Regions from separate parts of the Homo sapiens genome. Here region 2 is linked to region 1. A link is an interaction called in ENCODE POLR2A ChIA-PET data of the cell type or tissue named here. Cell type or tissue: GM12878. All regions are shown on one strand. Each heading gives the region's core, and the rest is flanking DNA. Links, peaks and the distances in the headings are about the cores only. Region 1 has its middle 6.7 kb from the start of MED26. Region 2 overlaps TPM4 (tropomyosin 4).

What was found. Peaks named below come from ENCODE experiments on the same cell type or tissue, not always from the same donor. Only the 100,000 strongest peaks of a DNase experiment are listed, where the experiment ranks them.
Region 2: POLR2A ChIA-PET joins it to region 1 with 5 read pairs; 2 of 35 experiments call an interaction of 5 or more read pairs at or near these places.

What each region holds. Positions count from the first base shown.
Region 1 is chr19:16,633,496-16,636,405 of GRCh38, forward strand. It overlaps a transcript of SMIM7 not described here. Among named protein-coding and RNA genes, the nearest start is that of MED26, 6.7 kb to the left of the region's middle. In GM12878, for the core only: no CTCF peak of the experiment used is centred there; no DNase peak of the experiment used is centred there.
Region 2 is chr19:16,081,788-16,084,697 of GRCh38, forward strand. TPM4 (tropomyosin 4) reads left to right here. Exons shown (of 8, transcript NM_003290.3): 2 at 126-259. Among named protein-coding and RNA genes, the nearest start is that of TPM4, 6.7 kb to the left of the region's middle. In GM12878, for the core only: no CTCF peak of the experiment used is centred there; no DNase peak of the experiment used is centred there; H3K4me3 peaks cover 863 bases; H3K27ac peaks cover 819 bases.

The DNA of each region.
Region 1 (2,910 bases), core at 269-2,768:
CCAAGTTGTACACTGCTGTAAATTAAACTTCCAAAGTAAATTAAGTGTGTGCGTGTGTGTGTGATGTTGTCACTAAGAAAACCTGTATTGAGCTGGGCACAGTGGCTCACGCCTGCAGTCCTAACTACTGGGAGGCTGAGACGGTTGAACCCAGGAGTTTGAAGCTGCAGTGAGCTACAACTGTGCCACTACACTCTGGCCTGGGTGACAGAGCAAGATCCCGTCTCTTACAACAAAAATAAAGCCACTATTGATGGAGAAACGCTCCCAATAAATAATAAAATGCAGCATATAAACTATATACATTGTGATCTTAATTATACTTTTATTAAAATATACATACTTATGCACAGAGTGAATAGAAAAAATATTGGAAGGAAACCAAAATATTGACAGCAGTTATCTCTGATAGATAGAATGACAGATGATGTTTATTTTCTTCTTACACTTTTTCCTAGATTAGTTCTGCATTTTCCGGCATTCATATGTATTGTTTCCCAGCCATCCTGTCAAGCGCTGGGATTGTTCTGATCTCTGGGAGCCTCCAGGGCTGACTCCAGTATGGCTAATCTAAAGTGAGCTTGTAATCTCCAAAATCCTGATGGTGGCTTTTCTATTAGGCAGACTAATAGATTCAGATATAGGTCCCAACAGTTTGTGTTTTCCTTACTGTCCCAGTTTTATATCATTATTCTTAGTACTAAACAGAGTGACAACAGGGAGTGACATTTGTTGAGGACCTACGATGTGTCAGGGTCCATGCTGGGGACTTCACATGAGGGCTCCATGAAGCCCCCTTGGACACTCAGGTCCTTGTGTCATCCCCACTTCCCGCCCGCCACTGACGCTGGGGTGAACCTGCAACTCACTGTGACTAAGAGAATGCAGTGGAAACCATGCTCTACCCAGTCCAGGCTAAAGCTTTAAGGAGGCCTGGAAGTTACCACACAGCCCAGCAATTCTACTCCTAGGAATCTCCCTCAAGAAAACTGAAAACATGGCTGCGTGCAGTGGCTCACACCTGTAATCCCAGCACTTTGAAAGGCTGAGGTAGGCGGGTCACTTGAGCTCAGGAGTTTGAGACCAGCGTAGCCAACATGGCAAAACCCTGTCTGTACTAAAAATACAAAAAATTAGGGAGGTGTGGTGGTGGATGCCTGGAGTCTCAGCTATTTGGGAGGCTGAGGTAGGAGAACCACTTGAATCCAGGAGGTGGAGGTTGCAGTAAGCCAAGATCGTGCCACTGCACTCCAGCCTGGGCAACAGACTGAGACTCTGTCTTAAAAAAAAAAAAAAAAAAAAAAAAAAGGCAAGAAAACTGAAAACATATACTCACAGAAAGACGTGCGTACATGTAAATGTCCATAGCAGCACTGCTCATAATAGCCATAACGTGCAGACAACCTGCCCCACCTGGGTTCCTAGCCAGCCTTCTTTCTCACCACTCTTGAGTGGGTCTTCTCATACCTGTCCCACTGGGCACCCAAGCATGCAACCAAGTGACGTGGTCTTCGTGCCTCAAAGGAGTGACCCAGCCAAAGTCATGTGGCTGGGATTTGGGGCTGGCTAAAGAGTCCAGCCCGTGGCCGGGCACAGTGGCTCATGCCTATAATCCTAGCACTCTGGGAGGCTGAGGCAGGTGGATCACTTGAGGCCAGGAGTTTGAGACCAGCCTGGCCAAGATGGCAAAACCCCATCCCTCCTAAAAAAAAAAAAAAAAAATTAGGCATGGTGGTACATGCCTGTAATCCCAGCTACTCAGGAGGCTGAGGCAGGAGAATCACGCGAACCTGGGAGGCGGAGGTTGCAGTGAGCTGACAAGACAGTACAGCACTCTAGCCTGGGTGACAGAGTGAGACACCATCTCAAAAAAAAAAAAAAAAAAGTCCAGCCCAGAGCTCAGGGTTCCCAGACTCTGAACCAAATCAAGTATAAGCCATTTCCCCAAAGAGCAGACAGGAGAGGACCAAGGTGCTGATGTCCAAAACCAACTAGGAGGGTGGATCTGAAGGAAAAAAACAACAAACTCACCCTAGCCAATGGAGCTTCCCAGAAACAAAGGTGCAGAGTTGTGCCCCAACACAGAAGGCAACATCAAGAGAGTAGCCAGGTGCAGTGGCTCACGCCAGTAATCTCAGCACTTTGAGAGGCCGAGGCGGGCGGATCACTTGAGGTCAGGAGTTTGAGACCAGCCTGGCCAACATGGTGAAATCCCATCTCTAAGAGAACGACAAAAAATTTAGCTGGGCCTGGTGGCAGGCGCCTGTAATCCCAGCTACTTGGGAAGCTGAGGCAGGAGAGTCGCTTAAACCTGGGAGGGAGAGGTTGCAATGGGCCCAGATTGTACCACTGCAATCCAGCCTGGGCAACAGAGCAAGACCCTGTCTCAAAAAAAAAAAAAAAAATATATATATATATATATATATATGTATGTATACACAATTTGACCCTGTGTTAGCAGAGTACTTGCCCCTACTCCCCTAAATGTCCCCATCCCAATCCCCAGAACCTGTAAATATGTCATGGCAAGGGATAATTAAGGGTACAGGTGAAATTAACATAACTCATCAACTGACTGCTGGATTCTCCTGGTGGCCCCAATGGAGTCACAAGCGTCCTTAAATGGGGAAGAAAGAGGTAGAGGAGTCAGAATTAGGAGACAGGGTGTCATGAGGAAGACTTGACAGGCTATTGGTTGCCTGGAAGATGGAGGAAGAGGCCGTGAACCAAGGATGTGGGCAGCCTCTAAAAGCTGGAGAAGGCGAGGAAAATTTCTCCCTGAGAGCCTCCAGAAGGAACCAGCTATGCGGACACATTGATGCTAGCCTACAGAGACCCATTCTGTACTTTTGACTTCCAGAATTGTAAAGAATAAATTTGTGGAATTTTTTTTTTTGAGAGTCTCACTCT
Region 2 (2,910 bases), core at 248-2,747, 550 kb before region 1:
GGCCTGGACTCCTGGGTGGGCTTTGACGGGGAAGATCAGGTTAACAGAGGGCAGGACATGGGGGAGGCTCCCACTGGTGGCTGGCCTGATACTTCTTAACATGGCTGCACCTCCGACCTCCCCAGGCTGAAGGTGATGTGGCCGCCCTCAACCGACGCATCCAGCTCGTTGAGGAGGAGTTGGACAGGGCTCAGGAACGACTGGCCACGGCCCTGCAGAAGCTGGAGGAGGCAGAAAAAGCTGCAGATGAGAGTGAGAGGTAAGGACGCTTTGAATCTGGTGGCATCCGTGTTTGCTTTTAGAAAATGGGGATCATGCTGCCGACCTCGCAGAGCTGGTGTGAAAGTAAACAAGGTCACAAGGACATGCATGTGTCCACAAAAAAGTGCATGACAGCACTTTGTAAACCATCACTCCATGGGTAGAGATGTTTATCCGTGGCCAGGCACGGTGGCTCATGCCTGTAATCCCAGCACTTTGGGAGGCCAAGGCGGACGGATCACCTGAGGTTGGGAGTTTGAGACCAGCCTGGCCAACATGGTGAAACCCCGTCTTTCCTAAAAGTACAAAAAAATTAGCCTGCCATGGTGGCGGGCACCTGTAATCCCAGCTACTCAGGAGGCTGAGGCAAGAGAATCTCTTGAACCCAGGAGGCAGAGGCTGCAGTGAGCCGAGATCGTGCCATTGCACTCCAGCCTGGGCAACAAGAGCAAAACTCCATCTCAAAATAAAGTGAGGGGTGTTTATCCTTACGGTAACCATGAAAAGAAACTTCCGACAGACAGAAAGGCAAACAGAACGGGCAGATGTGAGACTGCAAGTATGACTGTCCATGGTGGTCAGTTTGCAAAGCACTGCTTCTCGTATTTTCTCTGAAAGCCACAGTGCCTCTTAGTGTTCTCTAGACACCAAATTTCAGGTAGGCCGGATGCAGTGATTCCTGCCTGTGCTCCCAGCACTTTGGGAGGCAGAGGCGGGCAAATCGCCTGAGCTCAGGAGTTCAAGACCAACTGGGGCAATGTGGTGAGACCCTGTCTCTACAAAAAATACAAAAATTAGCCGGGTGTGGTGGTGCACGCCTGTACTCCTGGCTACTCAAGAGGCTGAGGTGGGAGGATCACTTGACCCCAAGAGTTTGAAGCTGCAGTGAGGCAAGATTGTGCCACTGCACTCCAGCCTCAGTGACAGATGAGATTCTGTCTCAAAAAAAAAAAAAAAAAAAAAAAAGCAGAGTACTGTGGAGAGGAGGAAAGGAAACTTGGGATGCACAGGTGATTGTTAGCAGAGCTGTCAGGCTTTAGGCTTTTGGACGGTGACAGCTATTTCAGGGACAGTTGCAAACCAGCATGGTTAATGTACTTGCAACTGACCATGCACCAGGTGCCGTGGCTCACGCCTATAATCCCAGCACTTTGCGATGACGAGGCGGGTGGATCAACTGAGGTCAGGTGTTTGAGACCAGACTGGCCAACATGGTGAAACCCCGTCTCTATTAAAAATACACAAATTAGCTGGGCGTGGTGGCGGGCACCTGTAATCCCACCTACTCAGGAGGCTAAGGCAAGATCCCCCAGCTTGAACCCAGGAGGCAGAGGGTGCAGTGAGCCAAGATCGCACCACTGCACTCCAGCCTGGGCAACAGAGTGAGACTCTGTCTCAAAAAGAAACTGACCACGTTCCTCACCCGCCCATGGTATCTGTGCTGCAACCCAGCCACCAGTAGGGTGCCTTCTCCTCGGTAGCCAGATCATTCTCTGGCACGCCTTGGCACAGGCTCTCTGGAAGACTGAGGGTAGATTGTGTAATTCACAGAAGCAGCAGTCTGTGTGTGGTGGAAAAGGAGTTCCTTGTGTGGCAATGGTGTGGGCCCGACCAGTGATCATCGCGTCTGCCCCTCATTCACACCGGAGTTCTCACTTGAGCCAGCCACCATGCTTTTGCAGTATAAACACCTCCCAAAGATTCATTTCTTTTTTTTTTTTTTTTTTTGAGACAGGGTCTTACTCTATCACCCAGGCTGGAATGTAGTGGTGCGATCACAGCTCACTGCAGCCTCGACCTCCTGGGCTCAAGCGATCCTCCCGCCACGGCCTCCAGAGTTCCAGAGTAAAGCTGGGACTACAGGCGCATGCCATCATGCCCAGCTAATTTTTTTTTGAGACAGAGTCTCGCTCTGTCGCCCAGGCTGGAGTGCACTGGCGTGATCTCAGCTCACTACAAGCTTCACCTCCTGGGTTCACGACATTCTCCTGCCTCAGCCTCCCAAGTAGCTGGGACTACAGGCACCCGCCACCACACCCGGCTAATTTTTTTGTATTTTTAGTAGAGACAGGGTTTCACCGTGTTAGCCACGATGTTCTCAAGCTCCTGACCTTGTAATCCACCTGCCTTGGCCTCCCAAAGTGCTGGCACGCCTAGCTAATTTAAGATGCATTTCTGGTTGTGCTGCTGTGACCACTAACCAGAGATTAGAAACCAGCTAAGGAATCTTGGAGATTGCATGTCACCCAAGCTGGAAATTTCTTCCCAAGTAGTGGAACAGCCAGGGCAGAGGGAACAGACGCTACTGCAGACTCTGCTTCAGCCACTGAATCAAGGGAGAGAGTGGCAGCTCCGGCAGCCACGGGGCAGTGGAAGGACCCAGTCACGAGAGTTCCTGGCTGTGCCTGTGGCCTGGGTTAGCTGCTGTTCACAGTCAGACCAGCCTGGCTGGATGCTGACGTTGAGGGCTCCCATATTGGCAAACCAAGGGAGGCTGCGAAGGCCAGTCTCTTGTTTGCACCATGTCCCCAGAGGCCTTTGGTGACACCCCTGTTAAAGACTGCTGTGTCTCAGTAGAAAGAATTATATACTTGAAGCTTGGGGATCTAGAGTCAGCTTCTACCACTGGCACTTTCTATGGAGCCTTAG